2 separate regions of the Homo sapiens genome follow, and region 1 is linked to region 2. A link is a loop called in an ENCODE intact Hi-C map of the cell type or tissue named here. Cell type or tissue: endothelial cell of umbilical vein. All regions are shown on one strand. Each heading gives the region's core, and the rest is flanking DNA. Links, peaks and the distances in the headings are about the cores only.

The links. Peaks named below come from ENCODE experiments on the same cell type or tissue, not always from the same donor. Only the 100,000 strongest peaks of a DNase experiment are listed, where the experiment ranks them.
Region 1: a loop joins it to region 2, with 13 times the contacts of the local background. A loop is called at or near these places in 1 of 110 quality-filtered maps.

What each region holds. Positions count from the first base shown.
Region 1 is chr11:61,142,940-61,158,887 of GRCh38, reverse strand. All of the region lies in intron 1 of VPS37C (VPS37C subunit of ESCRT-I), which reads left to right. Among named protein-coding and RNA genes, the nearest start is that of VPS37C, 11 kb to the left of the region's middle. In endothelial cell of umbilical vein, for the core only: no CTCF peak of the experiment used is centred there; a DNase peak (open chromatin) is centred at 9,087.
Region 2 is chr11:60,297,842-60,313,789 of GRCh38, reverse strand. It overlaps MS4A4A (membrane spanning 4-domains A4A), which reads right to left. Exons shown (of 7, transcript NM_148975.3): 4 at 12,733-12,789; 5 at 11,073-11,231; 6 at 7,589-7,690; 7 at 4,820-5,683. The coding sequence ends at 5,612. Among named protein-coding and RNA genes, the nearest start is that of MS4A6E, 21 kb to the left of the region's middle. In endothelial cell of umbilical vein, for the core only: no CTCF peak of the experiment used is centred there; no DNase peak of the experiment used is centred there; H3K27ac peaks cover 585 bases.

The DNA of each region.
Region 1 (15,948 bases), core at 7,577-10,076, 840 kb before region 2:
GCTAGCTGTAAAGGCATGTTTACTTAGTAGGTGCTCCTTCCAATTCATATCTCACCTCTTTATCTTCCTTTACTGGTTTATGTGAAAGACTTAAGCAAATATCAAACAGGTTTGTCTTGATTTAGCTGGGGCTGACAAGTAGGACCCCTGGGGCTTAGGATGGGCTGGAGAGGAGAGAGAGTCTCCCCAGTGAACCTCAAACAGATAGCTCAGGCAGGTAGGCCCTACCTTTGAAGACCTGTTAGTATTTTTAGTTCCGCTGATTTATCTGGTCCCACCTCAAGCAGGATTACAACTAGTCACGGATAAAGTCAGCATTATAGGATTACTTTATTCTCCTATCTGGTAAACACTGATTTCTAATTTATTTTCTTTTAAATAGAGAACATACTTCTCTATTAAATTTGCTGAGACTTCTTCTGTGGTCTGTCTTGGTAAATGTTCTGTGAGCACTTGAGAAGATTGCATCTTCTGCTATTGCCGGGTCAAGTGTTCTATAACTTTCAATTCAGGCAGGTTGGCTTGTAATGTTCAAGTCTTCTGTGTCCTTACTGATTTTTGGTCTTCCGTTCTTTCAGTTATTGAGAGAGGGACATTGACACTTCTGATTGTAATTGTGGATTCGTCCATTTCCCCTTGTAGTTTTATCAATTTGTGTTTCACATGTTTTGAAGCTCTGCTGTTAATTGCATAAACCTTTATGAGTATTATATTCCGTGTATGAATTGACCTTCTTTATTGTATTGCATTAGTCTGTTTTGCATTGCTATAAAGGAATACCTGAAGCTGGATAATTTATAAAGAAAAGAGATTCATTTGGCTCACGGTTCTACAGGCTGTACAAGAAGCATAGTACCAGCATCTGCTTCTGGTGAGGACTCAGGAAGCTTTTACTCGTCTCAGAAGGTGAAAGGGGAACAGGTGTGTCACACAGCCACAGAGGGAGCAAGAGAGATGCCAGGCCCTTTTAAGCAGCCAGCTCTCATGTGAACTAAGAGAGCAAGAGCTCATTACTGTGGGAGGGCACCAAGCCATTCATGAGGGATCTGTCCTGTGACCTAAACATGTCTCACTAGGCCCTACCTCCAACATTGGAAATCAAATTTTAACGGATTTGGAGGAGACAAATATCCAAGCTGTATCATTGATCATGAAAAGACCCTTTTAGCCCCCGGAAATAGTCTTTGCTCTGAAATCTACTTTGTCTGATATTAGTATAGCTAATTCAGCTTTAAAAAAATAGTGTTAGGAATTGATTTCCAGAGTATGTAAAGAACTTCTACTACCCAACAACAAAAAACAACCCGATTCAAAAGTGGGTGAAGGACTTGAATAGATATTTCTTCAAAGAAGATACACAAATGACCAATAAGCACATGAAAAGATGCTCAACATCACTAGTCATTATGGAATGCAAATCAATACCACAGTGAGCTACCACTTCACCCATTAGGATGGCTATTGAAAAAAAACAACAACAGTAAATAATAAGTGTTGACAAGGATGTAGAGAAATTGAAACGCTTGTGCTTTTCTGGTGGGAATGTAAAATGGTATAGCCAGTGGCAAATAGTATGGCAGTTCCTCAAAAAATTAAACATAGAATTGCCATATCATCTAGCAATTCCACTTCTGGGTATATACGAAAATAAGGGAAAGCAGACACTTGAACAAGTATTTGTATACCCATGTTTGTAGCAGCATTATTTACAATAGCCAAAAAGTTGGGAGCCATTCAAGCGTCCATGGACAGGTGAATGGATAAACAAAATGTGTTATATGTATTAGATAGAATATTATTCAGTCTTAAAAAGGAAAGAACGTTTGATACATCCTGTAATACAGGTGAACCTTGAAGACATTATCCTAAGTGAAACCTGCCAGTCACAAAAGAACAAATATTGTTGGATTCCTCTTACATGAGGTTCCTAGAGTAGTCCAATTCGTAGAGACAGAAAGTGGAATGGTGGTTGCCAGAAGACGGGAGAAAAGGAGAATGGGAAGTTAGTGCTTAATGGGTGCAGAATTTCAGTTTAGGGTGATGAAAATCTTCTGGAGAGGAATGGTGGTGATGGTTGTATGACAAAGTAAATGTACTTAATGTGAAAGAACTGTATACTTAAAAATGATTAAAATGGTAAATTTTGTTACGTATAAAACAGTTTTTAAAAATAGAGGATTTAAAAATTACGGTATATCTCTTAAAAAGTTTTTTACTTCTAAACAATTTGTGTCTTTATATTGAAAGTGGGCTTCTTGTAGGCAGCATATAGATGGGTGGTGTTTTTGTTTTTGTTTTTTTTTGAGACAGAGTCTCCTTCTGTTGCCCAGGCTGGAGTACAGTGGTGTGATCTTGACTCACTGCAACTGCCTCCTCCTGGGTTCAAATGATTCTCATGCCTCAGCTTCCTGAGAGCTGGGATTACAGGCGTGTGCCTACCATGCCCAGCTAATTTTTTGGTATTTTTAGTAGAGACGGGATTTCACCATGTTGGCTAGGCTGGTCTTGAACTCCTGACCTTAAGTTATCTACCCACCCCTCCCAAAGTGCTGGGTTTACAGGCGTGAACAACTGCACCTGGCCGGGGGTTGCTTTTTAATCCAATCTCACAAGCTGCATTTTAATTGGGGTGTTAAGACTATTTAGATTTAATGTGGTTATTGATATGGTTGAGTTTAAATCTACCTTCTTGCTATTTGTTTTCAATTTGTCCCATGTGCTTTGTTCCCTTTTTCCTTTTTTATGACTTCTTTGGGATCGAATAATTTTTATGATTCCACTTTGTTTCCTTTGTTGGTTCATTAATTCGAACACTTTTTAGTGGTTGCTTTAAGGTATATAGTATGCATCTTTAATTTGCTACAGCCTATCTTCAAGCGATATTATACCACTTTAGTGTAAGAATCTTGCAATAGTTTACTTTCATTTCCTTCCTCCTGGACTTTGTATTGTTGTCACCTGTTTTACTTCTACACGTGCCATAAATCCCACAACACATTGTTATTTTTGCTTTAAATAGTCAATTATTTTTTAAGGAGATGAAAATGTAAAGTTCTTTTATATTTACTTGTTCGTTTAACATTTTTGGTGCTCTTTATTCCTTCATGTAGATCCACATTTCTATCTTGTTTCATGTTCCTTCTGACTTGAGGACATCCTTTTAACATTTCTTGTGGTGCTGGTCTGTTAGTGATGGATTCTTTCAGCTTTTGGGTGTCTAGAGAAGTCTTTATTTTGGCTTTGTTTTTGGAAGGCATTTTCCCTGTATAGAATTCTGGATTAACTATTTTTTTTTTCAGTGCTTTAAAGATGTTCCAGTGTCTTTTGCTTGCATTGTTTCATATCAGTAGTCTGCTATTTTTCTTTCCTTTTTTCTTCTTGCTTTTTAAGAGGCAGAATCTCACTCTGTCATCCAGGCCAGAGTGCAGTGGCGTGATCATAGCTCACTGTGGCCTCAAACTTCTGGGCTCAAGTGATCCTCCCACCTCAGGGTCCCTAGTAGCTAAGACTACAGGTGTGTATCACCATGCCTGGGTAGTTGTTTTTTAATGATTATTCTTTATTTTTGTAGAGATAGGGTCTTGCTATGTTGCTCAGGCTGGTCTTGACTTCCTGGCCTCAAGTGATCCTACGGCATCAGCTTCCCAAAGTGATGAGATTACAAGCATGAGCCACCACACCTGGTCTGTTTATTTTTATTTTTTGCTCTTCTGTTTGTAATGTATCTTTTCTCCTTATAACTGCTTTTCTTTCTCCCTGTCCCCCCGCCTTTTTTTTTTTTTTGGAGACAGAGTCTCACTCTGTCATCCAGGCCAGAGTGCAGTGGCGTGATCATAGCTCACTGCAGCTTCAAACTTCTGGGCTCGAGGGATCCTCCCACTTCAGCCTCCCAAGTAGTTGGGACCACAGGTGTGTGCCACCATGCCAGGCAAATTTTTTATTTTTTGTAGAGACAGGGTCTCACTATGTTGCCCAGGGTGGTCGAAAACTCCTGGGCTCAAGCGATCCTCCCACCTCGGCCTTCCAAAGTGCTGAGATTGCAGGTGTGAGCCACTGTGCCTGGCCCTAACTGCTTTTCTAACTGAGTTTAAACAATGTAATGATGATGTGCTTTTGTGTAGTGTAATTTTCTTTGTGTGTTTTGTGCTTGGGTTCATTGAGTTTTTTGGATTTGTGGGTTTATAGCTTTCATCAGATTTGGAAATTTTTCAGTCAGTAACTCTGCAAATATTTTTTTTATTCCCTTTTCTCTTTCCTCTCTTTCGGGGACTCCAGTTACATGTATGTAAGGGTGCTAGAGGTTGCTCCATAGCTCTCTGATCATTCATTTTTCCCAGTAGTCCCTTTTTCTTTTCTCTCTGTGGTTTGTTCTGGTTAGTTTCTATTGCTCTTTCTTCAAATTCACTGGTCTCTTCTGCATTGTCTAATCTGCTGATATTACCTTTCAGTATACTTTTTATCACAGACATTGTAGTTTTCATCTCTAGAAGTTTGATTTGGGTCTTTTAAATATCTTCCCTGTCTCTAACATGCTTAATCTTTCTTTTAGCTTCTTGAACATATGGAATATAGTTTTAGGAACTGTTTTAATGTCCTTGCCTACTAATTCCATTATCTGTGTATTTTTTGGGTCTGTTTCTATTGCTTCCCTCATTATGAGTCTTATTTTCTTGATTCTTTGTATGTCTGGTAATTTTTATTGTATATCAGATGTTGTGAATTTTACCTTGTGGGGTGCTGGATATTTTTGTATTTCTAGAAATGTTCCTGGCATTGTTTTAGGACACTGTTAAGTTACTTGGGAACAGTTTGATTCTTTAAAGCTGCTCTCAAGGTTTGTTAGTTGGAATCAGAACAGCCTTAGGCCCAGGCCTGATTTTTCCTCACTACCAAGGCAATTCTGTCCTTAGTGCTTTACCAATGTCCTGTGAATGATGAGGTTTTTCCACTGTGGCTGGTGGGCACGCAAGACTATTTCTGTTTCAGTTTGAGCTCCAAGGATTGTTGCCTTGGACTGGTATAGATCAGTACCAGCTGAGAACTGGAGGGGGACCCTCTGTAGGTTTCTGGGTTCTCTGTGTGGCCCTTTCCTCTCTGGTACTCTGCCCTGTGAACTCTGGCTACCCTGGCCTCCCTGGAGTGTGAATTCCTCTCCTCCACTGCCTGTGTCTTGGGCCCGGAGTCCCTCTAGGAGTAACTTGGAGCAGCTATAGCACTCACCTTGGTTGTTTCCCACTGTCAGGGGTCTGTGCTGTCTGATGTCCAGTGTTTACAAACTATCATTTTATGTGTTTTGTTTGGCTTTGTCTGGCTTTTTAGTTTTTTGTGGCAGGAGAATAAATCTAGTGCCTCTCCCTCCACATTAGCCAAAAGTGGAAGTCCCTGTCCAGTCAGCATTCCTTGGATGCCTGGTGTATTAGTCCGTTTTTTCACACTGCTATAATAAAAAGAACTGCCCAAGACTGGGTAACTAATAAAGGAAAGAGGTTTAATTGACTCACACTTCTGCATGTTTGGGAGGCCTCAGGAAAGTTACAATCATGGCAGAAGGTGAAGTGCGTTCGTCTTAATGGCGGCAGGTGAGACAGTGTCTGTAGGATAAACTGTCAAACACTTATAAAACCATCATAGCTCATGAGACCTCATTCACTGTCACGAGAACAGCATGGGGGAACCGCCCCCATGATCTAATCACCTCCCACTAGGTCCCTCCCTCCACCTGTGGGGATTATGAGGATTACAATTCAAGATGAGATTTGGGCAGGGGCACCGAGCCAAACCATATCACCTTATATGTGCCCAGTGTTGACCTAGGCGCTGGGATGCAGAAACAAACACGACATGGGCTGTGCCCTTGGGGAGCTCACACTCTTGCTGGAGAAGCATGCTGATTCCTAAATAAGAAATGCTATGTGCTGTGTACAGAGTACCATGGAAGGCAGGATGAACTCTTTGGGAGGAAGAAGCAAGGAAAGCTTTAGAGAGTTGCTGGCTTTTGAGGGATGGAGCAGGCATTTTCTACATGGGGAAAGTGTAGGAAAGAGTATTCCAGGCAGAGTGGAGAGCAAGAGCAAAGGCGGAGAAGCCTGTGCTGCGAATTCCTTGCCGGGCAGGATCCCTGTCTTACTGCTGTTTAGAGATCAATATATGTCAAGTGACTGGAAGTGTGGTTTTTGTTCTGGGACTAGTAGGTAGAACAGAAAGAGTTGGGATGGAGTGAGCAACCCATGGAGAAATAGAGGCTCGGGGTCAGCTGATACAAGGCGTTGTATACCAAGCTGAGGAGCACAAGATTTGGAACATAATACCAAATGCTGGGGAGCCATGGGAGGGCCATGGGAGCTCTGATAGTGTTCTCTCGAGGTTACTGGGGGGTGTAGAAGAGGGCTGGAGAGGGCCAAGGCGGGCTTAGGGCAGACTTTCTGTACAAGGATGAAAATGAGTCCAGAGCTCAGTGTGGTCATGGATACAGCTTTGCCACCCTTTGTTTGATAATGGCCTTCGTGGATTCCTGCCTGAGTCAAGAATTGATTTGAGAAGGCCCTGGCTTGGTTTCTCTTTTTCTGTGGCTATACCTGTCTGCCTGTGGATGATTCCACTGGACCCGGAAGTTCTGGGTCTGGCTTATCACTGGCAGGGGTAGGGTCTGCAGCTGCCCCACTTTATGTCAGCGTAGGATGGCCAAACCTCAGTGAGTACAGCGGTCTTATCATCTTGGGCTTTGAACAGACACACCTTGCATGACCGGTGCACACTCCTGGATGTTTGTCCTTTGCCTTGACCTTCCTCTTGATCCCTCCTTAAAGGGACAGTTAAATCCACTTGCTCAGCTTGCTCTGTGCAGATTAGAAGTGGGCTGGGGGAGGATGGACAGCTGCAGATTGAAATCCTTTCCGAGTCATCTGAACAGTAGGGACAAAGGAGATACAAGTGGAAGTTGGTGTGAAGTCAGTATGTTTTCCTTTTCAAGTCAGTCATGGGCCAAAGAAAGAAGAGGCCTTGCCGAGTGGCTTGGCTTTACTGTCAGAAAGTTTCAAAAACCGGCTACCTATTAAATCACCTGTTTCTTGGCCGTCATTTTGATTGACGCTGAATGCTGTTGGTCTGATTACATCCAGCCTTTGGAGTTATGTTCCTCTGTTGACTGATGCCAGCTCTGGAGGAATCTTAAATTCTCTGTCCTGCGTTGACACGGGAAGTGCTTGAGTTGCAGAAGTAAGAATGGGCTGAGTGTCTGCCCTCAGCCACAGTGATAGAAATCACGAGCGACTGTTTATTGATCCCTGCCTGAGAGCCAGACTTTAGACTTTCTAGGCATGAAACTCAATTCCTCCTTACAAAAGCTCCATCTTATAGAAGACACTGAGGCACAGAGATTTTAAATTACCCACCCAAGGTCTCCCCAGACAGTAAGCAAGAGTGCAGGGCTGTCTGCCTTACAGATTCAGAGCCTTTAATCCCTGGGTCTCCCCTGCAGAGCTGAGTTTCAAAGGAGGCACTGCTCCTGTGCTGCCGGGGCTCCTGGGCCGGTACATCTGTTTGGACTTTAGTCTGAGGGCTGGTGAAGGAGAGTAGTTACCACTTTAGTATTTGTTAGGACAGCATCATGCTGGGTTCTGAACAAGATAGAACAGATCCTACTCTTCAGGGGTCTAGTTGAAGATATCCGTACCGATGACCATTGATGAAGTTGGTCCCCAGAGCCAGGCCTGGTGTTCTGTGGATGTAGATAGACTTGATCGAGGCAGCCGAGCACAGTGAGGCGCGTGGGCCGTGAAGCTGGACGGGCTCTGTTGCAGTTCAGGCTCTGCGTTTCCTCCCTGGGAAACTGTGGGCAGGCACAGAACTTCAGTTTTCTCCTATTTAAAATGAGAAAAGCCTGAGGATGGACAGCAGCTTAGGAGCGGTGAGGATTACCTTAGTTGCTGTGTACGGAACACCCGGGCCAGCCTCTGGACTGTGAGCAGCCTCTAAACCTCAGACGCAGGGCCTGTCACAGTTCCTGACACTGATGGAACAGTGAGGCTCTGGAGGGCAACTGGGCAGGAGGCGGTAAGGCCTGGTTTGATGACTCCCCACACTCTACGCTGCTGGCAAGACATCACAGCTGAAAGGGAGTGGAGGAGGGGACCAGGGGAGGGGCTGGTGAGGGTTGGGAGCAGCGGGGTAGGGGGTTAGGGCGGTGGTCTCAGGGGCCAACTCTAGGTCAAGGGGGAAACTGAGCTGTGAGAACAGGGCTCCCCCCGACCTGTTTGCCCAGAGCATATGTGTTGTGAAGTGTTCTGTGCAGTAGGGTTTGGATTAAATGTTCTGTTTGGAAAAAAAAAAAACAAAACTCCTTTGAAAAAGGTTGAAAGTGACAGGATTAGGCCAAACTGGGCAAATGGGCAGAGGAGGGAGGTGTCTTGTCCAGACTGGTTAGGCTACTTGACCCCTCCCGCCGCCACCCATTGACAGGTGGGGGCGGTGAGGGGAGGAGGGGGGCAAGACAGCCAGCCTTAGGGAAGCAGCATGATAGGACACATTCATCCGGGGAGCCTGGTGGGATGGTTGTGAGAAAGAGACCCTGGAGATGGGAAGACTAGTTTGCAGCCTGCATAGGGCAGGGATGGGTGTGTGTGAGAGCCTTTGGAACACTGACTAGCTAAAACTTGGTGATTGGACATCAGGGGTGGGGGGGACCCACATGTCTGAGCTGACCTGGAAGTCAGGGCCAGGAGCTGAAGTCACTGATAGAAACGGAAGCTGGGGGGAAAGTCTGGTTGAAGAGTGAGAGGAGTGGAGATCTAGGAATGCTGGAATGCAGGTGTGTGTGGAGGTTCAGCAGGTTCGGGAGGAGTCCCTTTAGGGGACGGACTGGGTCAGCAAAGCCAAGCCAGCGACCTAGGGGGCAGGGTGTGAGTGCTGGGCTCTGCAGCCTGCCGCGTGCTGATAGAGCCTCCCAGCCGGCTGAGTGGCTTAATTTCCTGAAGTCTTCTGCCACTCTGGGTGCCTCCCACCATTTGGCACAGTGAATGGGCTTATTATTCTTGAGTCTTCTCACTTGACGGCCCTGCCTCTGGACAAAGGGGGGTCAGATGGAGTTTTTCAGTGGATTGAGGAGCATTCAGTTGTTATGTAAATATTTATGTAAAGATGACAGTTTCCTTCATGAAGCAATTTCCCTATGAGAGATTGTACATTCCCCCTATGTATGCTTATGTTTGAGGACTCTTGTCTAGATTGGTTTGGAGCTTGTTTGGAGCCACATCCTTTGCTTCCGTCCAGGATCAGCTCTTTCAGAGTCCTCTGGTTCTAGACCTAGCTGGCCGCCTGGCACAGTTGACAGGCAGCATTTCCTAACAATAAGTTGTGAGGGAGTGGGAATTAATACTGCCTGGTGCCAGACCTGCTGCTTGGTGGTCTTGTTTAATTCTCATTTAATCCTTACAACCCCATGATGTTGGTAGTATTAGCCCCATTTTACAAATGAGAAACAGAGAAAGGCTGAATAATGTGCCCATGGTGATATAGCTAGTGAAAGGTCAGGATGGGATTGAAATCTAGGAGTTTTTATCTCCAAAGCCTCTTCACTTAGTCTTTTTTGTTTGTTTGTTTACTTTGAGATGGAGTCTCGCTCTGTCGCCGAGGCTGGGATGCAGTGGCGCGATCTCGGCTCACTGCAAGCTCCGTCTCCTGGGTTCACGCCATTCTCCTGCCTCAGCCTCCTGAGTAGCTGGGACTACAGGCGTGTGCCACCACGCCCAGCTAACTTTTTTGTATTTTTAGTAGATAAATATGGGGTTTCACCATGTTAGCTAGGATGGTCTTGATCTCCTGACCTCGTGGTCCGCCCGCCTTGGCCTCCCAAAGTGCTGGGATTACAGGCGTGAGCCACCGCGCCTGGCCCCTCTTCACGTAGTCTTAACTATTTATCCCTGGTGGGTGGGAGGAATCTCCAACCCCAACCCAGCCCCAACCCCAGCAATTCCTTAGAAAGGATGAAAGCCATCTGGGGGCAGTGGCACAGGCCTGGACTCCCAGCTACTTGGGAAGTGAGGTGGATTGCTTGAGCCCAAGAGTTTGAGGCTGTGAAGTGAGCTACTTTTGCGTCCCTGCACTCTAGCCTGGGCAACAGAGTGACAGAGCGAGTCCTTCATCTCTTAAAAGAAAAAAAAGAAAACTAAAAACGCAAAAAAATGAAAACTAAAAACGCCTTCCTCTCCATGGTTTACACTGTAACTTTTCCACTTGTGGGGAAAGTCAGTTCAGTGCTGCTTTGGATCAGGTGAGAAGAACTTGATGATTTGATTTTTTTTTTTTTTTTTTTAACCTCCTGTGGGAAGTCAGGAAACAAAAGAGTCTGGTACTTGGACGCACAGCTGGAATCATTCCGGGAAAAGAAAACCAGATTAGGCCTGCAAATATTTCCTCATTCAGCAGCATGATTAGGAAGGTTTCTAAGGCAACAGCAGGTGTTTCTGACATACGGGGTAAGATGGGGCCAGTTCCTTTTTAACATGTGCAGGTTGGACTTTGCAAGTTGCCCTGGTAACAGCTTCTTCTGGTACCATAGGTGGATGTGGGGAATTTGTAAGAAACCAAGGGACGTCACAGCTCTTCTTGCAGTGTGATTTCGGGCTAGAGGTCACTGGCAAGTAAGTGTTGTCTGGTAAGGCGAGGGGAGTGCTGGGAGCCGTGCTTCAGCTCCCAGGTGCTGGAGCTGGTGGAGGCTGGAATCCTCCTGCACGATCTCAGCAGCCATTTCACTTGACACAAGATTGCAGCCCAGGGGTTGCAGGAGTAACGCCAGGAGGTGGAATAATTTATATTTGTTCAGTGCTCAGGAGTTTGCAAAGCTCTTTTTGGGCTGTTCGCTTATCTGAGCCACACAGCAACCCCTAAGGTGGGATTATCATCATGGTGCCCCATTAAGGAAACCAAGGTTAAAGGACTTGATTAAGGTCACACAGTTAAAGAGCTGTGGAGCCAAAGCACAAACTCAAGGCATCTGTTTTCAAATTCCATGTCTGCACAGGACAGAATTCTGTCCAGACACACAATCTGGGGGGAGAGTTGGCATGAACCACTTAGCGGCAAGGGGTGAGGGGCAGTGCAAGTTGTCTCTAGGGCTGGCATGCCACACTCTCATCTCAGTGCCCTCACTGTCTAGAAAATGCTGCATTTTGCAGTCCAGCTTTTTTTTTTTTGTTGAAGGTTATCCTTGGAAAGGATCTCTGATCAGTGGAAACGATTTGTTTTTGAGCTGATTAGCTTGTTGAGGAAAACCATCATTGCATGACTTTTTTTTTCCCCGATAAAAACAGATCTGGAAGGCTGCCCCAAGTTTGAACCCTCCCCAGAGTTCCCCTTCCACCCCGGTCTGCTAGGAAGTTCTGTGGCCTCCTTGCTGGGGACGTGGCGCTGCCTTTGGCGTAAATCCACTGGCCCTGTGCTATCTTTTACCAGATCGTGTACCCTGTGCTCAAGACCTGTGGGATCGATTTAGTCAAGATATAAAGTAATGGAAAGAAGTTGAGACCAGAGATCAAAGCAACAGGTGCCAGTTGGCTGGTCCGGCTGCACCCAGAAATGCTGCTTCCTTGGTTCTGATAGCAAAGCTCCAGCGAGTTCAGCCTGTGCCCCCACCCCAACCTCCTTTCAGTGCATTGTGGCAAATGGTGGGGCTCCAGGATTCTTGTGGGATGTCTTTATCACCTCTCCCCTCTGCCCCACCCCCTTTTCTGTGATCTGTACCCTTGCACTTGTCTCCCATAGAGGATATGGCATCAATTCAGGTCACACCTGAATTGTGGGTTTTGATGGCCCACCCAGTTTCTCACAACTTTGAGTTGAAATTTAAAAATGGGAAGATGCACCTAGATGTAGATTTCTGGCTTCCCTTTGGAGAGCTGATGGGTCTGGGAAAGCTGGCAAGGCTGCAGGAGGGGCCTAGAATCACCAGGGCCGCTTTCCAGCCATACACACTCTGCCTGTCGCTTGGCCTCCTACTACCAGCCTGGCCTTTGTAGGCCACTGGGGTTGGGACCTCTGGTGGGGGTGAAAACTGCAGAGAGACAACTTTAAAAAGCAAAAGGAAAAAACAAAAGCAAGTGTTCTTCCTTCTCAGGGGCTGGTAGTGAGGAACCAGGGGCACTGTTCCTCTTCTCTGTGCAAGGAACGCAGACTGGCTCACGCATAGCTTTCTCACCTTGTTCCCTCCCAGCCAGATCACTTTCGAGTTGATGATATCACCCCAGAAAAGGTGTTTTCTGCTGTACCTGTGAACCTGTGCAGCCGCCTGCCCCGCAGCCCTCCCTCCTCCTCCCCTCCCAGCCCCTTGGATCTGCAGTGGCTCCCGCCTGGGCTGTGCTGCTCCTGGCATGGCATGCGCAGGCCCCTGTGGCCAAGCTTTCCAGGCCCACAGAGCGGCCCATCTCTCCTCCTCACTCTGTTGGTCTCTGCCTCTGTTACGCTGCTCTCATCTGTATTCATGATGAATTATTGTGAGTATTTTTGACTTTTTAAAATGAAACTGAGTTACTTGAGAGTTAGGATCAGCTCTTACCTGTGAATGCCATGTCTGGCTCATAGTAAGAACCCCCCAAATATTTGCTCACATCCTGCTGCCCCCATTTATCCTTCCTCCTTTGATGTGGGTCTCACAGTATTCTTGGCAAATGCAATTGCTTCATAAGTATTGATTCATTAAGGGAGTGGAGAAATGCGAGCAGGCGGGGGTAAGGGGAAGAATGCCCGTTCTCTGTCCCCACGTCTTCAGTGACTTGTTCTCTCCTTCCTGTCTCCATCACTTTTTGGGCAAACGTTATTGTGAGCTATCTGACAGCCAGTCTGCTGGGCTTGGGTTGACGAAGATGAGTGAGACATTCTCCTTGTCTTCAAGGGGTCGATTTATTCTCACCCTCAACAACTCCCTACTCGTGCGCAGCAAACCCTGGGGGTCACTAGAGCAGTGCTGCATCCTCCCGGGCATCTTGGCAGGGGGAGGGGCTCTGGGCCAGGGCTCTGGTACTGAGGGGCCCAGGTAGTTGGACTCGTCACACCCTCCAGAAACAAAAGCCCATGGACTCTGGGTCCCCGAAGGACATCTCAGGAACCCCCTAGTTCTCTACTTTGAGACATATGCGGTGGCTGGGGTCACTCTGAGAAGTGTCACTTTGGACTTGTCCCTTGCGTTGGGTGATGGAGTCAGACACCACCAGCAGTGGATGACCAAGCTTCAAGGGCACCTTCTTAGCAGCTCTGTGGGCTGTGGGCAAAAGAGTTTCCTGTTCTCCCTTCTCCATATTAGGGACCCAGGGAAGTGCTTGCTGCTTCCAGCCTCGCTGATGGCTCTGAGGAGCAGGTGATGGCTGTGGCATTGGTGAGAGAAAGGGACCTGTCATTTCCAGGGGTGGGTGATGCTGTGGTAAACCCCACAAGGTGGCACTTGCCTGCCCAGCCTGAGATGCTGTATGAGGGCGGTGAGGTGGGCGTCCCCAACCCGGAGGCAGGGACAGGGAGGGATGGGATAATTGGCGTGCTTGCGTGGGCTCCTAATCTCTGGATCTCGGGCCTTATGGCTAAACACCTTATCCTCACTGCACCCCTCTGATGGGCCTGCCGAGCAGGTGGGGCAAAGATGTTGGTGAGATGAAAACACCCGCACAGTGGGGCAGTGTCCTTCCTGCTTCTTTCTGGGATTCATTTTATCTCTGAAATAGGAGGCACTTAAGCTCATGCTGGCTTTACATACTAGAGAGGTTATGTAAATTAACGGGAGAGTTTACAGAGGGCTTTGATCTCTTTATTTATTGTTTCAATTAAAGACCAGTGTGATAGTACAGAGGGCTTTGATTTCAGAAGAAAAGAGCCATGTAAGGGTTTGTTTGCCCATTTTACAGATAAGGAAAGTTGAGTCCCAAAACGAACATCTGGCCTCCAGCTATTTGGCAAAGTTGGGAGTAAGGTCCTGAGCACTCCTCATTTGGGACATGTTTGTCTGGCACATGCCAGCAGTGCCTTCTGAAATGGGAGCCCCATGAGCAGAGGAGGTAGCAGCTTGGTGGAGGCCTCCGGTCTCCTTCCCAGACTCAGCCTCCGTGTAGGGGGGACTCCTGGCCCGTTAGAAGCTTGACATCGTGGCAGGCACTGTTTTCACATGAATCTCCCCTGCCGAGCTGGCCAGAGCTTGGGCACTCGTCTCATGAGCTGTGGCCGTGACGTTCCGCCTCTTGGTCTTGACCGTATGTGACGCTGCCTCCCTCTGTGATGTGCATTGTCACGTCACTGCAAATCTGAAGCCTAAATCCTGGCATGAAGACCCCTGTCTTGTGCACCTGGGTGTCACCTGTCCCGCCGTGCCCACACAGAGCCAAGCCTTAGGAAGTGCCCTTGGGGTCCTGGGGGGGCTCACCCTATAGAAAAAACACTGCCTGCGTTCTCCTCCTGCTTCTGCGGTGACTGGGTGACAAGGCCCTTCCTCCCCTGGGGTCTTTGCTTTTCCTCTGTCAGATGGGGTTGCCTCCCCCTGAGTTCCCCCAGAGTGTTGGGGAAAGGGGAAAATAAGATAATAGATGCCAAACTAGTCAGACCCAGGTAGCCTAGTTAAAATGAAAACTTCATTAAAAATTAAGAATTGGCTGGGTGCGGTGGCTCACGCCTGTAATCCCAGCACTTTGGGAGGCCGAGGTGGGTGGATCACCAGGTCAGGAGATCGAGACCATTCTGGCTAGCACGGTGAAACCCCGTGTCTACTAAAAATATAAAAAAATTAGCCGGGCGTGGTGGTGGCTCCTGTAGTCCCAGCTACTCGGGAGGCTGAGGCAGGAGAATGGCGTCAACCCAGGAAGGCGGAGCTTGCAGTGAGCCAAGATCGCGCCATTGCACCCCAGCCTGGGCGACAGAGCCAGACTCCGTCTCAAAAAAAAAAAAAAAAAATTAAGAATCGGCCGGGCGTGGTCGCTCACGCCTGTAATCCCAGCACTTTGGGAGGCTGAGGCAGGTGGATCATTTGAGGTCAGGAGTTCGAGACCAGCCTGACCAACATGGAGAAACTCTGTCTCTACTAAAAATACAAAATTAGCTGGGCATGGTGTTGCACGCCTGTAATCCCAGCTACTGGGGAGGCTGAGGCCGGAGAATCACTTGAACCCGGGAAGCGGAGGTTGCCGTGAGCCAAGATTGTGCCATTGCACTCCAGCCTGGGCAACAAGAGCGAAACTCCATCTCAGAAAAAAAAAAGAATTGGCTGGGCACAATGGCTCACACCTGTAATCCCAGCACTGAGGCAGGTGGATCACTTGAGGTCAGGAGTTCAAGATCAGCTTGGCCAACATGGTGAAACCCCCATCTCTACTAAAAATACAAAAATTAGCCAGGCTAGTGTCAGGCACCTGTAATCCTCAAGAGGCTGAGGCAGGAGAATTGCTTGAACCCGGGAGGTAGAGGTTACAGTGAGCTGAGATTGTGCCACTGCACTCCAGCCTGGGCGACAGCACAAGACTCCATCTAAAAAAAAAAAAAAAAAAAAAAAAAAAAAAAAAATTAAGAATCCTGGAGATTCTAGAGTTCTAGGTCTGGAGGAGGATTTTAGGACTCAGGGACTCCATGAGGCACATGTTGAGAATCCCTGGACCTGAAAAGGCATTTTCATTCCAAACTGCATGACCTTGGGCAAGTAACGTCACCTCTCCCAGCCTCCCCTGTGAGGTGGGGGTGATATTGACGCCCACTGTCTAAGATGGTTGCCAGGGTCCTCATAGCAGCAAATGCTTAGTGGTACTTACTGTGTTCCGCACGCCGCTCTGTTTTACAGATTGAGAAACTGAGGCACAAAGGGGTTAGATGACACAGTAAGTGGCAGAGATGGGTTCATACCGAGGCAGTCTGGCCCCAGAGTCTCATCTCTTTTTTTTTTTTTTTTTTTTTTTTAGCTATTCTTTTTTTTTTTTTATTATACTTTAAGTT
Region 2 (15,948 bases), core at 5,116-7,615:
TTGGGAGGCTGAAGTTGGAGAATCCCTTGAGCTCAGTATTTTGAGGCTGCAGTGAGCTATGATTGCACCATTGCACTCAAACCTGGGTGTTAGAGTTAGAGCTTGTCTCAAAAATTTTTTTATATCATAAATAAAACCGGAAAAAAATTAAGCACAACTGCTTCCAGACATTGGGAAACAGTGCCGGACTTTCAACACTGAAAAAATGAAAACAAATGTGAATATAATAATTGCTCTGGTTTTCTGCATGAAGAAACTTTCCAGACCATGGTCAGGGAGAGGGATCCATTCTGATATTGCCAAATTCAGAAGACAAAAACCAGAATTTGAGGGCAGTGAGACAGCTATAATTAGTGAGAAGAGAACCATAAAGGGGATAGCTATGCAGAGACAGAGGTCCAGAAATCTGCAGGGAAGTATTCTAAATTTGTTTTCTAACACTAAGCTGTGCATTTACGGAGTTCAAGACTAGCCTGGTTAACATGGTGAAACCCCATCTCTACTAAAAGAATGCAAAAAATTAGCCTAGCGTGGTGGCGTGTGCCTGTAATCCCAGGTACCTGGAGGCTGAGGTGAGAGAATCACTTGAACCCAGGAGGTGTAGGGGTTGTAGTAAGCCAAGATTACACCATTGCGCTACAGCCTGGGTGACAGAGCGAGACTCCATCTCAAAAAAATATAAATAAATAAAAATAATAAATAAATAAAGGAAAAGGTATATTCTGTTAATGGATTAGAAAACTCAATATTGTTAAGTTGGCAATTTTCCCTTATAGACCTATAGACTCAATACCTTCTTAATCAAAATCCAAGAAGGTCTTTTTGGATTGCATAAAGTTGACGAAGTAATTCCAAAATGTACATGAAATAATTAAAGACTTTGACTAAATCAATTTTGTTAATGAAGAAAAATAATATGAGACATATGCTACCTGATTTCAAGACCTACCATAAAGCTATCATACATTTTAATGATGAAGATTCATAATAAGATACAAAATGAAGATACAGGAAATTTCTAGTCAAGTATTAAGATAAAATGCATCTATTACTTCAGCAGCCACAGCAGTGGGCTTCAACTCTTTATTTCCTTCCTTCTGGTTTAATTCATGTTTTTATTAAAGATAAAAGTATGTCTCTCTTGAAATCCTTTCCATAGAGTATTGCAAGTTTATGGGATCAGGACTCAGAATCAGGAAAAGTAAGAGTTGTGGAAAATGGCAAATTTTAAAAATAGTTAATTTAAGATAAACTACAGATTTCTAATGGTCAGTGGGAACACCCGAGATGATTCTTCCCCAAATTGTTCCATGCTCTATAATCCAATTTACTGAGTAATGTAAGTGTAACACATCACTGTTAGAACTGTTGATTTGCCTCTAACTTTGCATACAGTATTATCATTTTACAACCTCAAATGTAAAAATACCTATTATAACTGTTATAACAATGAGCCCTTTGAGACTTCTCTTACATTTACGAGTGGGTTTAATTTGATTTTATAAATATAAATTACTTTTAATAGTTGGATGCATGTTTTCTCAATAGATAGCAGTTTTTGTAGCAATGCTGATTATAGTACACTTACCAGTTGCTTATTATTGATCGCCCGTTTCTTTATCATTGACTGAAAAAATACACAAGCCTCAATATTCTTTAATCTTTAATTATCCTTACTTTTCTTATAATCTTTGATATTTAGGACTGGTAGAGAAGAGAAATTAGATTTTAGAGGAGAAAGGGGACAGAAATATTTGATAACACAAATTTAACTTAGCGTGAAGCCTTCATTTTGCCTCAGTGAGTCTAAGACAAAAAAAAAACCCAAAAATACTGGATTCAAATTTTTTAAAAAAATCATTTTTAGTCACAGATATCTTGCATCTACCTGAAGAGCTTGGACTACTTATAGTTAGAAGTTATCAATAATATCACTTTATATACTCAAGACCTTATAACTTTTTTTTTCCAATTATTTACAAGGCGAAGTGCGGTCCCAAGATGCTTCCCTCAATGATGAGTTCAACTTTAACCATACCATCCCAACCGTATCAACCACTACTAAGGCAATTCTTGGCCCAACTTCAACCCAGCAGGGGAGCCTCTTGCAATCATTAAGCAGACAGGGAATCAAACTGGGCAACATGGTGAAACACTGTCTCTACAAAAAATAGAAAAAGTAGCTGGGTGTGGTGGTGCACACCTGTAGTCCCATTTACTTAGGAGGCTGAGGTGGGAGGATGGCTTAAGTCCAGGAGGCAGAGGTTCTAATGCACTCCAGCCTGTGCAACAGAGCCAGACCCTCTCTCAAAAAAAAAAACAAAAACCTATGAAACAATAATTATTTTTATTGTAAAAGTAGCAAAAGGAGACAAAGTCTCATGGACATTTTCCTACTGCTTTCTAATCACATATAGATAAAACCAAGAATAACCAAATGAAGAATAAATTTCAAATCACATGACATGAAACAAGTGCAGGTAGTCTTGTCTAAAAGTTGGAATCATAATATCTTGCACTAATAGCACAAAATATTTGCATGAACTTTTTACAACTAAAAATGCACTAATCTTAGGTTGCTTATGTAAGTGTTAAAAAAATTATGTATGCACTAATTATCACCAAGAGAAGGCACTCTCTTACCATTTTAAACAATCTCAAAGCAATATATCAGGATATAAGTCAGGATATTTTAAAAATCCAAGAAACAACAAAGAATCACGTGATGTAAGGACTATGTAGGATTTATATGAGCTTTGGCTTTTATTCTGAATTAGAGAGGAAGCCGTTGAAGGATTTTGCCCAGTTATTGCACTATCTGAATAAATCTCTTTCCTTGTCTTTATATATTTAAAACCCCAGGGGTTGGGCCAACTCCGGGTAAAACTTGACTTGGAGACTCAAAAGAATTACATTAGGGTCTGATCGTTCACTTGGAACTTCTCAGTTCTGCTTTTGTCTGTGAGCATCTGTCTGTCACGGGGCTGCTGATGGCAGCAAACTTACGTCCTCACAGCTCCAAACCCAACAGGAAAGAGGAAAGATGGGGAGACCATTTCTTGGTCAGTGAAGTGAAAATGATGAGATTAATTTTGATTGGAAATGTGTCAGTCATTCACACAATTGTTTTTTCCTAGGTCACAAGGCTACCAAAGAACTTCACTCTAGCTGAGTTGATGTAATTCTGCCACTTCCCAGATGTAGGACACAGGTCAACTCCTGAAATTGGGGGTTGGGTGAGCTCCACCCTTGTACATAAATTAAGAGTTAGATAATGGTGATTTTTTGGAGGAAATCAGGCCATCATTATCAGAACAAATGGGGAATAAATGCCGAGTACAAAATCTGCCAAGTATTAATACAATATTGAAGAAATAAAACAAGTAGGATATCAGTACATACACAATAATTAAAAGATTGGAATTAGGTACATACATAGACCAATATCTCTTTATGACATGGTAAAATATTAACAGTTGGCCGGGCGCGGGGGCTCACGCCTGTAATCCCAGCACTTTGGGAGGCCGAGGCGGGCGGATCACGAGGTCAGGAGATCGAGACACCATCCTGGCTAACACGGTGAAACCCCGTCTCTACTAAAAATATAAAAAATTAGCCGGGCGCGGTGGCGGGCGCTTGTATACAGTCCCAGCTACTCGGGAGGCTGAGGCAGGAGAATGGCGTGAACCGGGGAGGCAGAGCTTGCAGTGAGCCGACATAGCGCCACTGCACTCCAGCCTGGGCGACAGAGCGAGACTCCGTCTCAAAAAAAAAAAAAAAAAAAATTCAAAAAAAAAAAGAAAGAAAAGCAATAGTATTAAGTTCTATTTGGTGGTTCTTGCTAATTACCTTCCAACTTTCAACCAAGAAGATAGAATGTCTTAACTGACTTTTACCACACCTTATCCATCCCTGGAGCTGGAGAAAGTAGACAGGTTAGCACTGATAGAAGGAGGGACTTACATTCCCATGAAAAGCGTGCATGGAGAAAGGTGGATACAATAGATATGTGAGTGTAGGGCAGAATGAGAAATCTAGAAATACTATATACTGAATTGGAAAATACGAATATCCGTGCAAATTCAATAATTTTTATCTTATCATAATGAAAATATCACTTCCTCAAAAAAAAAACTTTCCTGGGTACATTCTAATGACTCATCTCTCACCACCACTACAGCAGCCACTCTCTAGCACATTAATTCTTCCAGTTAGCTTCTAACAACATATAAAAAGGTTTTGATTGTTTATATGTTAATCTATGTCCTGTCCCATAAAAGTTTTAACCTACAAGAGAGGAAGGATGTTCTCTCTCTTATTCACCACTATTATCTTATATATATAAGATATTATCTCTCTTACCACTATTTTCTTATATGCTTAAAACAATGTCTGCCTCATTACAGATACTTTACAGATATATGCTGAATAAAATGATAAATTGATATATATATCTAATACATATCTATTTACATATATACATGTATATATATTAATTAAAACTTTCGTGGCTCCATATGTACCAGTCAGAGTCCTGGTTTTTCTACCTTTGTTATACCAAGTAATTATCATAGGTGTATGGGCCAGACAATATTATTACTACCTTCCTAAAAAGAAATATGAAGCACAGAGAAATTTTGTGGCATCTTCATAGCTACATAAGTAGTAAACAACAAAGATGGGATAGCAAGATGAAAACCCAGGGTTGTCTGTTTAGAAAACCCACATTATTTACCACCATACTGTATTTTTGACATCAACGCTTAGTCTCTTTCCACCATATTGCATCTGAAAAGGAAGTAGGTAGCACATGAAAGTATTGCTTCTAATTTGATTTATTTTTGCTCTGCAATAAAAACAAACGTATTTAACAAATACCATATGTTGCACATTTCCATATATGATTAAGATATAATTATGCCCAGTAGAAGGTGGGAGAAGGGAAAGGAAGAAGATGAAATAGAAAATATAAGTTGAATCTGATGCTTAATATGATTTTTACTCCATGTATACTTTTACTCAAATGATAGCTCGTGCACATGCAAGGACGGGCTGTGCTACTTCAAGGTACTTTCTATGGGGAAAGAAAAGCAGGAGAAGGAAAAAGGGAGGGGGAGATGGCCATGCATCTCCACTTCCTGAAGGAAAAAGCACTTTGGTCCCCATAGGTAGGAGAAAAAAAAAGTTAAATAAATGGGAGGGAAGTATGTGTTTTGCATGGAGGCCTCATTTTAACAATATCTTTTTTTTGCTCTTCTGCTTCCAAACCTTATTTGCCAATGTAATGCCTTTATATAAAGTTCTTATGATGAATGAAAAACTTTCAAGTGCTGTTGCCTCATTAAATGCATTATTTATTAATTTAACTTCTAGTACTCTCGATAAAGAGCCAGTGAAATGAGTTATTGAGTTCCAGGGAAAAAAATGAGAACATAATTTTGAATTTATTATCTCTCTATACACACACAGTTCATAATTGGATTACATATAATAATAATATCAACAAGTCTATCAGTATCGAAGTTGGATACTGGTAATTTCTCATGTGAGGCTCTTGTGTCACAGTCAGCATAGATTTCTGGAGCATTTGTCTGTTGATCTTTTGGTGGCCTCAAACCTCATTAAGTGGTGTGGGAGATGCTGTTTCTGCCATGTGAGAATGTGATGGCAGAATTAACACAACCTGTGAAACAATCAGAATGCCAAAGGTGAGTCACCCAAATCACCTCAGAGTGCCCCTTTCCTGCCCACATAAAGTCATCATTATCAGAGTTTACTCTTTTCTTCTCTGATTCATTCTCAAGATCAAGTATGTGGGGTTTCTCAGTCACTCTCTTGATCAGGCCTGATTTAGGACACAACATTCAGTGATAGCTCTTGACCTGAGCTGCTGATGACCACTGCTCTGGTCTCGCAAGTGGATCAATATTACGTGTGGATGACAGTGCACAGTACGTTGGGTAAACCAAGGTGTTATGAAAAATATGGGGCTCTTCTTCCAAACCAGGTTGTTCATGCTGATGACATCAACATACCCAAATCATGATTTGCTAGTTATGAATAATACATTGCAAAAACCACACTGGCCCACACATCACAAAACTAAGAAGAGTTCTGGTTATTCTTCCACAAAGTCAGTGTGACATAGGGTTGGTGGAAGAACAGGAAGAGATAGAGACCTAGCTATCATATGCCCCAAAACCACTGCTTTTCTGAATTCACATCAGGAGATTAGAAAACAACATTCCCCAGCACCTATGCTAAGAGCTGAAGGGAACACAAGCTTAAATATTATGACATGAAACTTACGAAAGAGTTTGCCTCCATGTCCAAACGTTTCACTCAATGAAAATAAAAAGCTTTACTCAATGAAATTATAAAATCATTGGTAATTGCTGAGAATCTCTCCCTTCTCAGGTTTTACAATGCAAAAACCCACTATTAGAGTTAATGTGCTATAGTCAATCTCTCTTCTGTGAGGAAGGGCTGTGGGGGAGTGGGATGTGGAACCCCCACTCTTCTGTGAGGAAGGCCTGGGAACCTCAAAAGAAGACAAAGAGGTGCAAAATGATGGAGAAGGGCACCAGAAGAACCGTCTCATCAAACTATGATTATTTTATTATTTGGCTGTTGGTTTTGTCTGCCTGTGGGCCTTTGGGTAATGAAGCTAATGAGTAGCTGTTGGGGTTTTACTATCCATTTCCTCATTCTGGAACCTTCAACTCTTGGAGGATATCCCTCCCCATTCTTCCTAGAGCTTCTTTCTTGGTCTCTTCTTTCCTTCCATTCCCTGCTTTCCTCTCTCTGTGTGACATTCTTTGGGTTTAGCTGCCAGGAGCAGCATCAGCTGCAGGTCTCAGGGTAAAAGAGTGGGCAGGTGGGCACAGACTGATAGAGAAGTCTGAGATCATGATATTTCATGGAAATATACCAGGAAAAGTTGTTGTAATAGGATAATGGAATAAAATAAAATACTTTTTGGGGACCTCTTCATTGTGAAATATCCTCATATCTGGATTCAGAGGTTATGCACTTCGAGGGAGAAAGGAAGGGGAAAAAGAGCTTTTATGTAGCTACTGTGCGAGGCAGAGTTCTAAGGTGACACTCACTGAACCCTTGTGATTCCCTTCTCTCAAGTGTGGATGGAACCTGTGTATAGGATGAGATACAAGTCCTGTGTGTAGGTACTAACTAGTTGACTTTCAGTTTATCAAGAAAGGCATTATTCTGAATGGACCTCATCCGTTCATGTGAACCCTTTGTGAGAGGATTAAAGCATTAGCAACCGGCTGATTTCAAAGATAAAATACATTGTCATGAGTTCTCCAACTGAGAGGAAATGAATTCCACCACATTAGTATGGAAGAGAATCAGAAGCTCCAAGCAAGGCCACAGCCCCAGCCAACTCCCTGATGACAGCCTTGTAAGATCCTGAGTCAAGGACATACTTCAGCTGGGCTCAGACTCTTGAACCATGGAAACTGAGAGATAATGAATGTGTTCTGTGTTAAGACTCTAAGTGTGTGTAATCGATTACACAGCAATAGAAAACTAATACAGTCATCTTCAAATGAAGGCCAATACTCACCCCACCAGGGGTACAACAGAGCACTTTACATCCAAAGGCAGAGAGGGACACAGCAATGCAGAATTCCAGCACACTTAGGAGGAGCACCATGCCATCCAGACCCTAGGAGAAAACTCATAACAAAGGAATGTGAGAAATGGAGATGACAAGTGAAAACATTTCCCAGTAACCACAATGTCATAAGAGAAAAAGCACTGGCTGGGAGTCAGGAAACCTGCCTCCCAATGGCAGCCATACCCTTGACCAATTCTTGATCTGCTGAAGTAGCTTCTCACTTTTTTCACTGATAAAATAATCACAGACATTTATTCCCTAGTTCAGCACCTCCCAGTGCTATTGTGGGCATGGAAGATGAAAGTGCTTTAAAAAGTTAGGAAGGTAGTATAAAGATAATTGTCATCATATCCTATTGAGTACTAGAAACTCATATCATTGAGAAAATACTATGATTCCATATCTTAGTAATTGTAAGCAGAGAATCTAATCCTCAGCTTCTGGAGATTAGAATGCAGACCTCCCTGGGGGACCATTGTTCTTTTTGAACAGCGAAAAGGATTAAATTTGCAGATGAAATTAAGATTGCTTATTAGCTGATATAAGAGAATTTTCCTGGATTATTCAGGTGGGTTCAAAATAACCATAAAATCCATATAAGTGGAAGCAAGAGCCAGAATAGAGTTCAAGAGAGATTTGAAGATGCTACATCGCTTGATTTGAAGGTAGAAGATGGGATGACAAACCAAGCAACATAGGCAGCCTAAAGAAGCCAGAAAAGGCAATAAAACTTTTTGTTGCCTAAGCCTTCAGAAAGGAGTATGGCCTTGCCAACACTCTGATTTTAGCCTAGTGAGACCCACTTGGAACTTCTAACCTCCAGAAACATAAGATAACCAAACTGTGTTGTCTTAAGACACTAAATTTGTAGTAATTTGTTACAGTAACAATAAGAAGCTAATACAACAATGAACATCAAGTAGGTCAGTCTTTAATCCATCTGCCCAGAGCACTGGCTTTAGGGCTAGTCTTCAGCCAAGAAACATGGTCAAAATTTGGAAAACATTGGGCAGTACACTTATTTCTATTAATTTTCCCCCGGATTGATGCAGGGATTATCTGGTTTAAATATTCTCTCTTTTTCTCTCCATGGTTAGGGATAGTCCCTCTGTTGCAGAAGAGCCAATAGACCAAGAGCTCAGGATATGAGTGAGGCAGACTTAAGGAGACCTTGAGAATATTTGCATTCATTGCTTATTTATTTTCTTGTGCCTTCAACAGCTGTAGTGGCCTCTGTGTTTCCAACATTGTTGTAGGCACAGAAGATAGAGCAGCAAACAAAACAGACAATTCCCCTGTCTTCAAGGATTTTACCATCTAGAAGTGTAGACTAGAAGACGGCAAGCTTTCTGTAAAGGCCAGATAATGTACATTTTAGATTTTGCCGACCATAAGGTCTCTGTCACACATACTCAAACCTGCTGTTATAACACGAAAGCAGCACTCCACAATATGTAAACAAATGGGCTTCGTTGTATTTCAATTAAACTTTATTTATGAAACTTTATTTACAAAAACAGGTACAGGGCTGGGCCTCCAAAAAAAGGTAGCATGTATATAGACCTGTGGACTGATTGTGCAGGTGCCCAGGCAAGAATAGAACCATTACTTCAAATCCCAGGAAGCCCTTATGGAGGTCCTCTGCTATAAGAACAGGCATAAAGATGTTCACACAATTAACAGGAATTCATCATGGACTCTGGGAAAGGTGATTGAGATGAATGGAGGACCAGCTATGTAATTTAGATTCTCTTGTTTAAAATTTTTAAAAACAATTTTAAGATAGCAACAGCAGAGCATTAGATCAAGCACAGGGCTCTTTTAACTGTGAAGTCCTGAGTAACTGCACAGGTCCCATGCCCACGAAATCAGCCCTATCAAGTTGGCCAATTCCAGATTTTGTCTCTATCATTGTGCCCTTAAAATCTACCAATGAAGAGAACTTCGTAAACTAAAAGTAAGGTCCTTCTGCAGGATACAAATAGCAAATAATAGGGGAATTAGAGACAAGAAATTGTAGAATCTAATCTTCCTTTTGCCAGTTTCTAACTGAAAGACCTTGAAAGAATTTGTCAAATTCTCTATAGAAGCTTTTTCTTATTTTGAGCGAGTGGCAAGAAGTAAAATTGCTTACTATAAAAAGCAATAGAAATCTCAAGGGAAGTAAATTAGTTTAGCAAAGACACCTCAAGGGGTTATTTTGGTGTGATTATATAGCCCACAAAACTATGTAGAATTAGCTAGGAATGAAGTAAACAGAATGCAACTGATTCTGCTTAGTAAGTTAGGAAGAATGTTGGGTTTCCACGTTTACATAAGCGAAGAACGTGGTAAGGAAGAGAACTAAGCAGCAAGGTGAAAGGCTGAAAGTTCATATAGAGGGAAAGTAACAAAAAATTTGCAGGTGTTCAAAATGACCAATAGGCTTTCTCTTTTTTTTGAGATGCAGTCTCGCTCTGTTGCCCAGGCTGGAGTGCAATGTGTCCATCTCGGCTCACTGCAACCTCCGCCTCCCAGCTTCAAGCAATTCTCCTGCCTCAGCCCCCCGAGTAGCTGGGATCACAGGCACGTGCCATCATGCCTGGCTAATTTTTGTATTTTTAGTAGAGACGGGGCTTCATCATGTTGGCCAGGCTGGTCTTGAACTCCTGACCTCAGGTGACCCACCCACCTCATCTTCCCAAAGTGCTGGGATTACAGGCGTGAGCCACTGCGCCCTGCCAGGCTTTTTAATAATAAAGATTTAATTGTGCATTTTAGTCTGCTGTGATGTGCTGCAATAACTTTTCCTCCCCACAATTACCCAATGGCCCAAAATATCAAGAAGTTTTACTACCTACAAAATATTGTGTAGGTGGCATTTTCAGAATAAAGCAATTAGGATAGCATTAAGATAAGAACAATTGGTACAAAAAAGTAGTAAAAGTCATAATGAAGACTGAGATTTATCAGGAGCTAGATGTTGAGGATAAAAGTGGTTAACCTTGCAAGAACATCCAAAGATGTTGGAAAGGATACTGAGCTACTCACCACTTGTAAAATACTGTTCAAGACAATTTTACTTCATTATTAGAGAATAGGGACTGACATCAGGGCCCCATTTTTAGAGGGGATAACAGTACGTACTGCATCAATGTTTTAAAATTAAACAGAAAAATGTATACAAAATACCCAGCACAGTAACTATTAATGAGTAGGTATTCTATAACTATAAGCTTTCTTCCCATTTTGCCTCATGATATATAGAAGAATAAAGACAGAGATGAGACATGTACCTAACTCCTAAATGAAAGATTATTCTATTTCTCAATCACTCCAACTTCCCAAAGTCATTCATCAATTAGGGAATATTAATTATTGTCTTTGCCAGAGCCAGCACTCCCCAAACTTGCTTCTATAATAATATCCCCTGAAAAGAGGCAGTACCAACCATTAAGATGGACATAGTCCCATGACAATTATTTGAGTTGCCATAGTAGTTACAGTAAGGGTGATGGAATGAATAAAACGCCAAGCTAAATGTGTTGATTAAGATCCCTGATGCAGCCAGTACAGAGCTGGTGATATTCATTCCTAGACTACCTCGGACCTAGAAAGGAATGAAAATCAATTAAACAATCCAACAACATCCTCAGATATATCTCCATGAATCACTTTACACCCACCATCTCTTTCTTACTGCCATCTATCATTATCTTGATTATTTCAATAGTCTTCTAACTTGTCTTGTGGTTTCAACTCTAATCTCTTGGCAAAACACAAACATGATCTCATTATTCCGCAGCTTCAATTCTTCAGATGATTCCCGTGGGCACATAATATAATCTCCAAATCTCTTTAGCAGGGTTTTCAATGTCCTTCACACTTTAGCTGGACAGCCCTGTCTGTGTCCTTCCCTGCCACTCCTTGCTTCTGATGCCTGATTTCTTATCATTTTTCTAAATGCTGTTTGCCTGTCATGCCTCTATACCTTTTGTATATTATCTCTCTCAGCAGTATATTCTTTTCTGTACGTTCTCTTCTCATGGATAAAGGTAAGGAGGCTTTTAATAAGAACTAAAATTGCTGACTGGGCGCAGTGGCTCATGCCTGTAATCCCAGCATTTTGGGAGGCCGAAGCGGGGTGGATAATCTGAGGTCAGGAGTTTGAGACCAGTCTGACCAACATGGAGAAACCCTATCTCTACTAAAAATACAAAAATTAGCTGGGCGTGGTGGCACATGCCTGTGATCCCAGCTACTCGGGAGGCTAAGGCAGGAGAATCACTTGAACCTGAGAAGCGGAGGTTGCGGTGAGCCGAGATCACGCCATTGCACTCCAGCCTGGGTAATAAGAGTGAAACTCTGTCTCAAAAAACCAAAAACCAAAAACCAGAAAAAAAACAAACAAAAAAGAACTAAACTTGCACAGCAAAGTGTGAGGAGTATGAGTAATGTGGCTGCAGCCGGAGGGGACACTAGGGAGTTGGGTTAGGCCAGATTTGGAAAACCCATATTGATCATGCTCCAGAATTTGATATTTATCTTTTGAACAAAGAAAACTCAAATATGGACTTTAACTAGAAAAAAACATTTATTCAGATATGGACTTTCGCATTGTATTGGCTTTATGAAAGGCATCTTGGCATGAGAATTACATTTTAAATTTGCTTCTTATGTAATAACCTTATTGTGAATTTCTTTTATTGAAAACTCAAAATCCTTTCTGGACACAGTTGGAGTCTACATTATAATCAATGGGTCAGTAAATATTACACAACACCAATGCTTGGTGTCACTATCATGGGCTGACTCATGCTGCAGGGTTTTGTTGGAGCGGTCCCACTTGATATTTCTTCTCAATAATTCTCTATATCTTCAAAAAGATTCCCTCCACAAGCGTAAGATTCCCTACCTTGCCAAAATATCCAGTCCTATGTCAGCAATTAGCCTGACTGCAGTTTTTGAAAGACAGATTCTAGTAGGTAAAATGCACAATCGCTCCTGATTTTTTACAAACAAAGAAACAAAACCTGTTTTACACCCTGGCAGAATACATTTTTTATTAATCCTTCCTTTTTTTGATACCAAAAAAAGAAAATATTACTCACCAGGCCTTTTGTAGTTCTAATTCCTGCTGCAATTGACAAGGATCCTGAAATAATAAACTAAAAATGAGAGAAAAAATGAAGGTAAAAAACTTTAAGCCAGTATTGGGAGTCATAACTTACTAAACTTAATTCTAAATTAGATAGATATGTTAATCAGACCAATTATCTTAAAGAAAACCACAAAGGTTTGCACATTATTTTCCCTTTTCCCAGAAAGAACAGAGAAATAATACCAGATAAATCCATGGGAGAATTTATCAAGTTTTTCAAATATCTAACTGAAATGATATTAAAACTGTTTGAGGGCACTAAAAGATAGTTTCCAAACTCCTGATACAAAGTAATTCTTACATGGTACCAAAATTGATGACTATATTTAAACAAAAAATACACTAAAATTATTCTCATTTAGAATTTTTTTTTTTTTTTTTTTTTTTTTTTTGAGACGGAGTCTCGCTCTGTCGCCCAGGCTGGAGTGCAGTGGGGCAATCTCGGCTCACTGCAAGCTCCGCCTCCCGGGTTCACGCCATTCTCCTGCCTCAGCCTCCCGAGTAGCTGGGACTACAGGAGCCCGCCACTACGCTGGGCTAATTTTTTGTGTTTTTAGTAGAGACGGGGTTTCACCGTGTTAGCCAGGATGGTCTTGATCTCCTGACCTCGTGATCCGCCCGCCTCGGCCTCCCAAAGTGCTGGGATTACAGGCGTGAGCCACTGCGCCCGGCCAATATTTTTAAACTTATAAGCAAAATAGTAGCAAAAAAATGTAAATTCCCAATTAGATGATGACTAGAATATAGTAGTTCATTTGATTCCATCAATAGGCAATTATTTTTCATTTAGCTAAAATAACTAGTCAAGTTGGTTAGACTCTCTATCTTTTAATATTCAATTGTTGGAGTTTTTAATTTGCTTTTCAAATTTGATTTCAGATGATTCAAAGATTATATCATAATATAAAAAATACAGAACTAATAAAAAAGCTCAATAAATTTATTTAACTTCCAAATACCCAGACATAGAGATGATTCATGATATCTAAATCACCACTGGAATAAAACCACTAGAGGGAATCACCCATCATATGATATAAAATACATCATGAACATTTGGGATGTTCCTTCAGCTCTACAAACATTTTTTAATATTGAAATATTCTAATTTACACAATTAATGAATTTAAGAAAAAAATTACATGCTTATTGCTATTCATGTTTACAGTGTTGATAGGCTAGGACATTTAATACAATTCAACATTATTAGTAACTGCAACATTACTGGTAAAATATAAAGAATTATTGGCAGGGCGTGGTGGCACACGCTTGTAATCCCAGCACTTTGGGAGGCTGAGGCGGGTGGATCACGAGACCAGGAGATCGAGACCACAGTGAAACCCCGTCTGTACTAAAAATACAAAAAAATTAGCCGGGTGTGGTGGCGGGTGCCTGTAGTTCCAGCTACTTGGGAGGCTGAGGCAGGAGAATGGTGAGAACCCGGGAGGCGGAGGTTGCAGTGAGCCGAGATCGTGCCATTGCACTCCAGCCTGGGTAATAAGAGCGAAACTCTGTCTCAAAAAACCAAAAACCAAAAACCAAAAAAAAAAAAAAAAAAAGAATTGTAATTTCTGTAACATGATAGAAATCTGTCTCAGTCTAAAAGTCTTTATTATGTTTAATGATAAAAATGTAGGATCATTTCATTAAAGTCAAAATCAAGATAAAGATGCTGACTATTATGTAATACTATTCTGGGTATATTTACCAAAATAATTACATAAGAAAAATAGTTGGAACAAGTGGTTTAACTATTCTTATTTAAGTATGAACAATATATATTGCAAACATTCAAGAACGTGAACTAAAAATTACCATAAACTATTCTAAAAATTCAATAAGGCACCTTGGAAAAACATTCTATACAGAAATTATATATACACATTACAAGTGTGTATGTATGTCTGTGTATTTGAAGATGGGATTGAATAAGAGGACTTCATTTGCCACAGGAAAAAGTATGTATGTACTATCTCAGAGGAAAAAACAAGGAATGTGAAACATATACAGAAACAGAACTGAAGAGGCCAAAAATAAGAGGAACTTGTGACTGGTTCTTGGTATTGGTACTTATACTGTATGAAAGAGAAAAAGGAGGCACTTCATAGAAGAGGTTTGGAAAAAAAGGTTGAAAGAATAATGGAAGGTAGCCGCAGAAAAGAGTTCACCAATTAAGTAAAGGCTCATCTAATGGAACACCTACGAAAGTCTCAGTGATGTCTCAGCGGACAAATGGCTCCTGCAGTTCCTGGTAATCTACTGAACATGTGTGGAAGGCTTGCACCATGTAAGCTGGTTTTTAATGTGATCTTGAAAAGGAAACGGAAATAAAAACAGAAAACTAAGTAGTTAGATGTATGCAATTCTGAAAATACATTGACCCTATTTGAATCTTCATTCCTGTACCAAGCAGTTGTGATGTTGGGTTAGTTACTTAACCTCTCTTCATCCATAAAATGATTATAATGAAAAATCAGAAGTTCGTGGTGATTGTTTGAAATGAAATTGCACATATAAAGCACTAAGTAGAGTGTCCACATGATAGTAAGAGTTTAATAAGAGCTGTTATTGGCATCAGTATTTTTGGATATATGAAGTATTGTGCAGCTTTCTAGAAGTAAAACACAGCTTTACTGTTCTTCCAATCTTGCACTTCTGCTGTAAACAGGTGAAGGGGATCAAAAAGCAAGCTCTTCTATAAAACTCTACACTACCTCATTCTCAGTTTTAGAAATAAATGGAAACCCTGCAATGCTAGAATAGATTCCCTGATTCTAACATAAACCCAACTTATAAATTTTATTTTTCTCTCTTCAATGGATAAAACTTGGTATTTTATTCTCAATTTTACTCTCAATTTGCATTAAAACTATCTTGTGTTTTCTCTTGGGAGAAGGTTTTTAAATTTAAATTCCAATTCTAATTTTAATGTAATATTAATAATAGTTATAATTAATTTAATATTAATTATAATAATTAGTTATTTTATTGAATTTATGAAACAAAATATATCAAATAACATTTTCATTTTCTGAGGTAACAATTTCCTGAGTTTCGATAGTCAGTAGACTAGATATTAGAAACTGCTTGTGTACCAGCCACATCTCCTCTTCTTCCTTGCTAACTAAACCATCATTTTGTTCAGTTTCTCATGAGCTAAAGGTAG